Regions from separate parts of the Mus musculus genome. Here region 2 is linked to region 1. A link is a contact called in ENCODE Hi-C or POLR2A ChIA-PET data. All regions are on one chromosome and are shown on one strand. Each heading gives the region's core, a stretch centred on a gene start or an enhancer-like site at or near the end of the contact. The rest is flanking DNA. Distances are from core to core; before and after follow the strand shown. Region 1 holds the start of Shank3 (SH3 and multiple ankyrin repeat domains 3). Region 2 holds the start of Mapk8ip2 (mitogen-activated protein kinase 8 interacting protein 2).

Region 1 (5,196 bases), core at 2,674-5,173:
AAGGCACCTCAAAATCCATGCCCATCCCAGCTTTCTGCCTTGAGTCCCTCCAGACCAGGGTCCTGCCCTCACTAACCGTCAATGCCCCTGCGTTCCGCTGGCGGGTAGCACAGTGGACGGCTGTCAGCCCATCTCGGGTCCGGAAGTCCAGATGAGCACCGCCGTTGCGGAGAACCTTCAGGAGGTCAGTGGCGTTGTCCAACTGTGCCGCAAGGCTCAGAGGGCACTCTGGAATGGGACATAAGTGAAGGTTAGGGTCCCAGCCGGTCAAAAACACAGCCCCTCCCCATTCTTCTCCTCACCTCCTGAGTCAGGGTCATGGAAATTGGGGTCCAGCCCCTTGTCCAGCAGGCGGGCCACCTTATCTGTGCTGTGTAGCTGGACATAGTCCATGAACTTCTTCAGGTTTGCCTAGAACATGAGCAATCCAAGTCAGCTGAGTGCCAAAGCTAGGGTCATCCTAGCATCACCCGACATCCTCCAGCAGGCTCCAGGCCACCTGTCCCTAACCCCAATGTGTCTAACCTGTCACCTAGCTTGCTCATCCTCAACCCTATACTCTTACCTCAGGTCTCATTCCAGCTTGGCTGGACCCGTGTACTTTCAAATCCCTTCCCTGCAGACCCTCAACAGTGTCATCCTGAGCCTGGTCACTCTCACATCCCAGCCTGGTCACCCCGGTCACGGGCCAACTGAGTCCCTTCCCTCAGCCTAAAAGAACACTGAGGCCATTCTGACAGGTGTCAAATCCTAACAACTCTGGTCTCATTCCTCCACCCCATCTTACTAGCTCCTCCTACATCCCATGGTACACCCCTGGCACACCTATGACATGACTTTGCCTTCCAGTCCTTCACCCGGCAAAGTTTCACTGACTGGCCTTGTCTGGTGGTACAGGTGCCAGCCACACAGGGCAAGGAGTCCCAGCCCAGGCATTCACAAGCAGCTTATACCACAGACAGAAAAGGGTGCCTCATGGACCAGCATCATGGGTCAGGGTGCTCAAACCCTACAAGAAGCTATGCAAATCCTCTAGGAAGACCTTAGCCAGCCCCAAGGTAACAGAGAGAGCTAGGGATAGCCGGACCCCAGGCAAGCCAGGGGACAGGGCTGCAGTCAGAAGTCCAGGTCCATCCTAAAACCAAATGACTTTCTGAAAGGCAAGTGGCTCTCATGTCTTACGGGCACCTGAGAAAAGAGCTGGAGAACCCAGGGTGCCAGGGTCACACAAGGGCTGGTGGAGGGAGAGACAAAGACCTCTCTGACATGGTCTCTACCCAGCATAGAGCCATGGCCATTGACTGTCACCTGTCCTGGGGCAGCAGGAAAGTCTTTCAAGTAAGCGTAAGGATCTAGGACCACAGATGGGGTCACAAAGACCTTTCCCTATACTCCAGAGCCCATCAAGAAAGTATCCCATGAACAAATTCCCATTGATCCACAGAACTGGGGGAGTTGGAAAGGGGCTGTGACACCCACCTTGCCCCCTGGACACCCAGGAGGGGTTTAGTACCCCCTCAAAAAGAAAGTGAATAGAGTCAGGCCCTATACTCTATATCTGGGAGTAGGTCCCAGATGCAAAGACACTATACAGGTTAAGTGTACCCAGGCCACAGGGCCTACCTAGTCAGACAGATCTGAGCCAGCTTCACCGGGCAGTCACAGCAGGTGACTCAAGCCCTCTGCCTCACCTGTAAAATGTGTAGCAAATCCCTCCTGGAAGAGAATTCATGAGCTACCTAATTTTGTGTTCCTTATATAGAGAACTTCTTGCCCTCTCAGAGCCAACACATTGGATGCTTATTGGCTTCCCTGCCCTGCCCCCCCCCCAGCCCCCAAGCTTCTAACAAGGCTCTCACCCCTACACCAGCCAATATCTGATTAAGCTGCAACCTATCACTGGACCAGCCATGGGCATGGAGCCTGTGCCCACCCAGCATGCCCAGCTCCAGCTCAGGCCCTGAAATCAACTTGGGGGGAAAAGCAGGCTGGGTCAAGCCAGCATGGGGACAGTCAGTGGCCATGGGGAGTCCCCTCCAGGGACTGCCTCCTTACCTTTGTGTGTAGCTTTGCAAACTGCTTGTCATCTATGAGGTTCTGGGCATAAACTCTCCGCTTGTATCGGAACTGCTCAGATAAAGAAAAGGTGGGGAGAAGACTACCACACAGGCCCATGTGAGCAAGAGGTGGCTACCACCTCGGGCTGCTTGCCTCCCTCCTGCCCACAGTGTCACTCCCGCACAGCCATGCAAGTCCCAGACACACACGTACAGAGTGGACAGAAATGAAGTGACAGCTACTGACCACCTACTACCCAGAAACGATGGGCAGTCCAGAGAAGTACTTGGCCAACTAATGGCCTGGTGGGCCCACAGCTCAAGTCAGCTTCATTTCCACCACTGGGACCTGGAAAACTCTACTGCTCTCCCAAGATCTGAAACTAAGCTTCTCCTAGACACTTCCACTCCAAGTAGAAATAACCCAATTCCTGGTGGAAATTCCATGAGGGTCAGACCAACTTTGACCTTGGTGTATACACACACACACACACACACACACACACAGGACGAGCCCTTCCTATTGAGACTAGGTCTCCGTCCCTATGGAATGGCACTCAAATCACCTTTATATGTCACAAATGGTGTTAATATTATTTTGGGCTAACCTCAGAAGACATGGGAGTGAGTGGCAAGAGGAGGCAAATGTGCACACAAGTGACACTGTTCGCACCACATGACCCCTAACGCACTCACTCTTAAACCGCTCGCACCACACACACGCCCCGAGTGCAGTGCATGTGTGGCATGCATGTGCTCATTGTGTGCTGTCCAGATTGCTCGCTGCAAGCGCTCTACACACGGCGCTCACACTGTTTCTCCATGCTTAAGCTGCAACACACCACTTACCACACAGGCAGCTTGCACTTCACCCTGCCCACTGCACTCGAGGTGTACCCACCTCGGTCTCTCAGCACACTGCTCAGGCTGCACACAGCCCCCCACCGCGCCTGTCGCCAACTCCTCCCGGCCTGCCCTTCTACTGCTCCAGCCACGGAGCTCAAAGATCACACCCTGAGCGCTCCATTCCACCCCCACCCCAGTCGGCCCAGCACCTCCAGATAGGGCAGGGGCGTGTCCAGGTTAGGCGGGTAGTCCTGTAAGAGCCGCTCTTCATCCAGGAACTTGCCGGCGCGACCCCGGGAGGGAGGCTGGAATAGCCCGTAGTTGAGCGCGTCTTGAAGGCTATGATTGAGGGCGCAGAGCACACGCTGCTTGGCGGCCCACACGGGCGCGGTTGGGTCCAGACGCAGGCACTTCTGCAGCGGAGCGAGTCGTGAGCCCGGACCTGCGGGCGCAGGGCCCCGCGCCCCGGGCCCCGCTTTGGAGGGCTAGTTGGGGAGCGAGAGCAGGGACCCCGCGCCACCGCGCAGAGGCCGAGGCCCCGCCCCGGGGCTGGGCTTCCAGGGCCCCGCCCCGGCGATGGGGAGGGTCCCGCGGAGGCGGCGGGGGAGGGGCGAGTGGCCACGGCCGGGGGTCCTGGCGCAGGGCGCGCCCGGCGGGGGTCACCGCTAGCGGGCCACACAGGGGTACGGCGAGATCGCAAAGGCTCACCGTTTGTTGCAGGTCCGGGATGCCGACGCGCACGACCACGGCGCTGGCCCCGGGGCCGTCCATCCCGGTGCTAGCGCCCGGGCCCGGACTGTTCCCGGCGGAGAGAGGAGCGCACGGGGACTCCGCGCGGCGCCCTGGCCCCCCCTGACCCCCCGCAAGAGCCCCGCCGACCGCGCTACGCGGGAGGGGGCCGGGGGGGGCCGGGGCCGGGGCCAGCGCGGGGGACAGCGGCTCCGGGGGCTCCGCAGGCGCAGCGGCGGCGGCGACGGCGGCACGGTTTAGCTGCATCGGCCCCGGCTTCGAGCGGCGCCTGCCTTCCCCGGGGGCGGGGGCGGCGGGGGGAGGGGGCCCGAGCCCGGAGCGGAGCGGAGGCGGGGAGGGGGCCGCGCCGGAGGCGGGGATGGGAAGCCCGGGGCCGGGAAACTGGGGTCCCCCGCGGGGTCGGGGCGGCGTGGGCGTGTGGTGCAGAGGGCGGGGGCCGGGGGCCCGCGCCGAAGAGGGGGGGGGTTGGCTGTCGAGGGGGAGTGGCTGACACAGCGGGGGGATGGCACGCCGCGCTTCCGCTGCAGGCGAGCGTCGCAGACCACCGTACTGGGGTGACGGAGGGTTCTAGAGCTGGGTGGGGAACGCGTCGGGGCAAGAGGACCCACAGGCCGACTGAGAGGGAGAGACAAGCAGGAAAATTGGTGACCCGGGGTGGAAATCTCCCCAGTCTGCCGACCCCACTCCAGACCCCAAGGAGGTGGTGGGGTCACCCGAGCACGGTGCTGGGTGGGAGTCGGAGGGCTGCAAACCCCAGGCGCGAGCAGGGCGGAGCTGCAGTCCACGGGAGCTCCCCCCAGACCAACCCTTCTAACCGCGCCCAGGGTGTTCCTCTCGGCCCCCACCACAACCGAGTTTGGGGAGTCTGTCCGGACTCTGCGGGCCTCCCGCACCTTGGGTAGCCCAACCTTGCAGCTGGTCGCCCCCTCCCCGTCACCTTAGCGACAGCAGGCTGGGGGCGCGACCTACGAGGAAAGGCTTAGGGGAGGGGGCGCCACTAGTCTCCACCTGCGGCGGGGAACTGAATTTTAGTTTCACACGTTGTCGTGGCAACGCGGGAGGGGGTGACGAGTGGGCGGGGAGGGGAGCGCTGCGAGTGAACCAACTCAGGCGCCGCCCGCGTGGCGTGCCAGCCTTAGCCCGGCGCTGCCTCGGAAGTGCCCAACGCACGGGGGCCTAGCTCCCAAGGCCCAGAAAGGTGTAGCCCCTGAATGGATGAATTGCCCTACTCGGTAGTGTCTACTGCCTTCCACTGCACTCTCCCGCATACCTAGACTTACACCTCACCCCCTAAAGGCCCCAGAGAGCCACTCATCGGTGGCGGCACAAACTGGACAGCTTTTGTGGAGCAGCCTGGCCGGGAACTCTGCCAGTGGCAGAAAGCATCCCCTTAGCCACAGCCTCTCCTACCTTCTCCGTGAGCAACCCTGGATCGCCCACAAAACTGGCTATTCCTGCGCATCCCAGGAATAACCCTGGACTACCCTGGTCCTATACACGATAGAGCCTCCCCAGATCCCACCCCCTGACCACCTGGGTCACC
Region 2 (4,751 bases), core at 1,897-4,396, 46 kb after region 1:
TCCCTCTTCCACTGGGCTCCTAACAGCCTCCAGGCCTCACCTTTAAGGGGCTCCTGGGCTGGCGAACGCAGCACAGTCTCCTGCCAGGAGGATGGGGGTGCAGAGGTAAAGCCTCCGTTGTTGTTATTCAGAGAGTCCTAGGTAGGATGACAAATCAGTATAGCTGAGGACCACTCCATCAACAGAGAGAAGGAAGAACCTGCTACAGAGGCTCCAAACTCAACTGGAGTATTATATGTCTCAGAAAGCTCACCTGTGCTCCAAGTGTAGTCAGATGGAGAGTGGTGGGTCGGAGCTTGTGGGACTCTTCTAGGGAAGGAGAGGGAATAAGGGAGTCTCCAGCAAGTGCCTGTGAACCAGGCCCTCCCCCTGCTTTGCCCTGCCTATCTCCATCTTCCTCCTCTTCCTCCTCTTCCTCCTCCTCCTCATCGTCCTCCTCCTCGTTGTCGTCGATCATCTCAAACTCCTGGAAATCATCTTGGAAGGAACAAATAGGGTGTGGCTGCTCCGAGCGGCCCAGAGAGAGACTGTCCTGCAGGAAGGAGGGGACAAGACAGAGTACAGCAATCACCTGGAGTCCCCGGCAGTAGAAGAGGAGGAAGCAGGAAATTGAAGAGTACCTTCCAGTTCACTGTACCCCATCATCAGAGCGAGGTTTGTTTGATTAAAAACAAAAACAAAACAAAAAAAAACCAAATAAACAAAAAAGCTGCTTAAGACACAGATTGATCACTGTACTTCTGGGAAGGGCCCAAATTTTGGAGACATTCTCAGAGTAACCCCAACTGACCTCCCAGTTTTATTCATCCCCAGACCCCATCATGTGTACACCGCCAGCCTGCTGCCTTTGTAGCATTTTATCAGTTCACAGCTCCTGACTTACACACCAGACTGTAAGACCACCAGAACAGGGTCGCATCCACACTGCACTGGCGTACTCCCATGGGAACATCATCAATAAGATGTAACAGAAGAATGCATCAACATGGAGCGCTGGTGATTCACCAAGTCTGTACCAACCCCGGGGTCTTTGGCATAGCCAGTCCTTCTGCCAGCAATTCCTTTCTTCCACACCCTCCTACCTAAACCCATCTGCCTGGTTCCTGCTAACCTCGGGGTTCTGTGACTTAAAATTTCCTCTGGGAAGTTTTCCTGGTTCCCTCCGTCTGGACTGGATTCCCGTCCCCATCATCACACTCTGTGTCCAGTTGGAACGGGGCCACTGGCATACTAGTGATCACTATCTCTCACTTATATTCACCCTCCCGCCCCCTCCCTCCTTCCCCCCCTAAACTGAGAGTTGGTGGGGTGGGGCTGCTATCTGGCTCTGCTCAATGCCTGTAAAGCACCCCCCCCCCCACTTGACACATGGCATTTCCTCAAAACAAGCAGAAATGGAAACATATAGACAGAAGGGCTGAAAGGGAAAGATTTTAAAGGGAGATGAGCTAGAGAGGCCACAGAGGTTGAGTTTTGGGAGAAAATGGAGGGTTTAGAGCTTTGTGGGGAGTGATCTAAAGAAGGAGCACCCAGGCACACCTCCTCTTGTGGCACTATGCTGGGTAGATCTGCCAAATAAGAGCCTCTGAAGGGCCTACGGCGTGTTAGGAAAGAAGACTGGCACCAAGGGGCCATCAGCAAGAGCAGAGGATTTTTTGCACAGCAGCTGAACTCAAGACTCCCTAAACCCACAAGCATGCTAGGGAGGCTGAGCCTGTGTGAACCTCCTCCATACTCAGACCCTACACACCCAGCCCCTTTCCCCACCTTCTCACAGTGGTCCGAGTCGTAGCTAAGGCCCAGGCCACAGTCGTCCGTGATCTCAGACAGGTCTTCATCATCAAATTCTTCCAGGCTTATGTCCTGGGGAGGCCTGAAGAGGAGGCCAGGGTCAGAAGGCCACCTGACCTAGGCTCCTGGCCTGAGAGCTGATCCTGAGGACATTGGTGGGAAAGGTCCAGCTCCCAGGGCCCCCAGCTCCCATGCTAAAGCCGTGTCGTTTTTTGACCCCAGGCACTGCTCTCCCCTGGGTCCCCTCCTCCACCACAGGGAATGAGCCCAGAGGAGGCATCCCTCCACAAACCCCTCCCACTCCTTTTCAGCTCAGCTCCCAGCCCCTGTGGGTCACAGCTTCAGCCTCAGGGGAGATACCTTGAACCAACGGGGGGGGGGGGGGGGAGGGGGGGGAGCTGCGACAACAGGAGAGGGAGGGGTCCAGCTGTTCCCCATCCACTCCTACACAGAAACAGGCCTACATCCAAACATCCAGCCCCTCCAATCCCAACTTCCCCATCTCACCCCCAGAGCTTCAAGCTTGATTTCACTCTCTGCCGTCCTGGGGGGAGGGGGGGTTGGGAGGGAAGAGGGCTAGGGGCAAGGCCCTAGCCTTTATGGAAGGAGGCATAACAAGGCCAAAAGGACACTGGCAGGAACAGACTAGGTGCTGAACACCCTGCCTAAAATCCCTCAAAGGGTCAATCGAGAGACCGCACCCTTGCTAGGTCATCGGTCCTGGCTGGGTGCGGTTCGGTATCCCAACAAGAAAAGTGAATGTGTATCTCTGTGTGGGGGTGGGAAAGGGGGGGGGTTGCCATTGGGTCTGCGCGACAAGGAGCAAACACCGAAGGACCCGGAGCCCAGGGTGGGGGATGGGAGCATCAGTCAGAGGCCTGCAAACCAAGGAGGCGCCCTGGCCTGGGTAGTTGAAGTCGATGGGGTGGAGTGGCAGGCCGAAGAGACCTACGTGAAGATGAGACCCGCCGAATGCGTACCTGCAGCCGGGAGGCGACAGCGAGTGAAAGGTGGAGAGAGAAAACATCTCCGCGCGATCCGCCATCTTCCCTGGAACCGCCGGCCGGCAGCGAGGGGGAGGGGTGAGGAGCACCGCGCGCCCTTGGTGCTCAGGCTCGCGGCCTCTGTCTCCCCACTCACCTCGTGACACGCCCTGCGACACCCGTCGGCGACACACCTCAGCGCCCTGCCAGGACACCGCGGCAGCAAGCCGCGCCGCAGGGGTGAGGGGAGGGAGTGGCGCAGGGCGGGGCCTGAGGTGGGGGCGGAGGAATGGGGGTCGAGCCGAGAAAGGATGCGGGATGCGAGGTGGTGGTGGTAGCGGTGGTGGTGAGATTCTGGTCGGGAGAGCTGGCGGGCGGCTTGCGTGGTCCTAGCGTGGAATAGGCGAGAAGGGATAGGTGGAAGCAGAGACACGCTGGTAGACCAAAGGTTTCTGCAGGAGCCGAGAGAGGTGCGGGGGAAATGGGTGCGGTAGACCCAGGAGCCAGGACCAACGCGGCCCGGGAATGCGCGCCTCTGGTTACAGCGGTGTGCAGTGCTCCTGGGAGGTGGACTGCTCGTGGAGGGGTGATGGGCGAGGACTTAGGAACAGCGTTCATGCCCCGGCAAATTCGAAAAGCAGAGTTGGTCAGGAACCCACCAGACCTCCTAACCCACCAGACCTCCTAATCCACCAGACCTCCTAACCCACCCAGACCTCCTAACCCGCGCTAGACCTACTAACCCGCTAGACTTCCTAACGGGTGGCAGAGGGAGCTGTCCACCCGAGGGTGCTGATCAGAGCTCGTCGGAGCTGTTCTCCACTGGGTGCTGATGAGGTCAAAAGAAACTTCTCCTTAAGATTTGCTGACTCCAGCTATTATCCTGACAGTGCTAATGGAACCGGGACAGTGACTCTGTCTCAAAGGATGTGAAGAGGTCTGGAATCAGAGTCCAGCATTCAGAAGCCAACATTGAACTTTCTCTGTGTGGTACAGACTTGAAGATCCTGGGCAGAGATAGTGGTGGACACTAGAAGTTGAGGCTATGTTCATCAACTGAGCAGCTGTTTCTTGGGGCCACCTATGCTCTTGGCTCTGTTTTGAGTATGGAAAACCTCCAAGTTGAGGCATAGGCTTACTAAGAAGTTCTGTGTAGAGAGGCAGGGCAGAAATGGAGCCAATTGTGAAGTGAGGCAGAAGATCAAAGTAGTGATGGACAAGCTAGAGAAGAAGGGGTAGGGAGCCTCACACTGGAATTAAGTTTTGAAGGAAGAAAGAGACACTAGAGTGTTACGGCTGGAAATCACAGAGCAGAAGGGACTCAGATAGTCAGGTGAGACACCCTGCTCAACCAGTTTCTTAATTTCTGAATTGCCAACGAGTGTGACTTCTCCAGGCTTTCTCGGAATTCACTGGAATTGTACAACCCTGAACTCATCTCAGACTATAACCCCACACAAGCCTCTCTCTTATCAAATGATCACACCCAGATTCCAAAAGCATAGACAACCCCGGGAGGGGTTACCTCCCACTTCTCCTGTGGGGTTTCTCGTTGGCTCCAAGAGCACAGATTCTCCAGACTTAAGATCTAAGAGTGGTTACCCATCTTCATTTAGCCACCAACGTTCCGAACATGAGGCAATTATTCAATGCACCAGAACTCAGTTTCTCCATCTGAATAAAGGTCCTGTGACACACATAAACCCCGGGCACAGTGATTTATTAACAATCACTTAACATCTATCCTTCTAAATGCACAGTCGGGCATAGTGGCTCCTGTCTTTAATCCTGGCATGCAGAAAGCAGAAGCAAGTGGTTCTCTGTAAGCTTAGACTACATAGTGAGTTCAAGGCCAGCCAGGGCTGCAGAGTGAACACACACACACACACACACACACACACACACAGAGAGAGAGAGAGAGAGAGAAATGATGTATGAGAGGGTAGCAGTGACTCGCATACCTTTCTTACCGGAGCA

Evidence for each region. A loop is a pair of places that touch in the nucleus more often than their neighbours do. ChIA-PET counts read pairs that join two places held with the same protein, here RNA polymerase II (POLR2A).
Region 2: a map of left cerebral cortex shows a loop between it and region 1 (6-fold over the local background). The contact joins the promoter of Mapk8ip2 here to the promoter of Shank3 in region 1. A Hi-C loop is called at or near these places in 5 of 37 maps with a recorded cell type or tissue (gastrocnemius, heart and left cerebral cortex). POLR2A ChIA-PET finds 5 or more read pairs at or near these places in 1 of 5 experiments (embryonic stem cell).

The regions. Positions count from the first base shown.
Region 1 is chr15:89,498,335-89,503,530 of GRCm38, reverse strand. Shank3 (SH3 and multiple ankyrin repeat domains 3) reads right to left here and starts at 3,923. Exons shown (of 22, transcript NM_021423.4): 1 at 3,612-3,923; 2 at 3,113-3,316; 3 at 2,056-2,127; 4 at 303-411; 5 at 77-228. The coding sequence starts at 3,899.
Region 2 is chr15:89,452,306-89,457,056 of GRCm38, reverse strand. Mapk8ip2 (mitogen-activated protein kinase 8 interacting protein 2) reads right to left here and starts at 3,146. Exons shown (of 12, transcript NM_021921.3): 1 at 2,772-3,146; 2 at 1,768-1,873; 3 at 254-532; 4 at 41-137. The coding sequence starts at 2,836.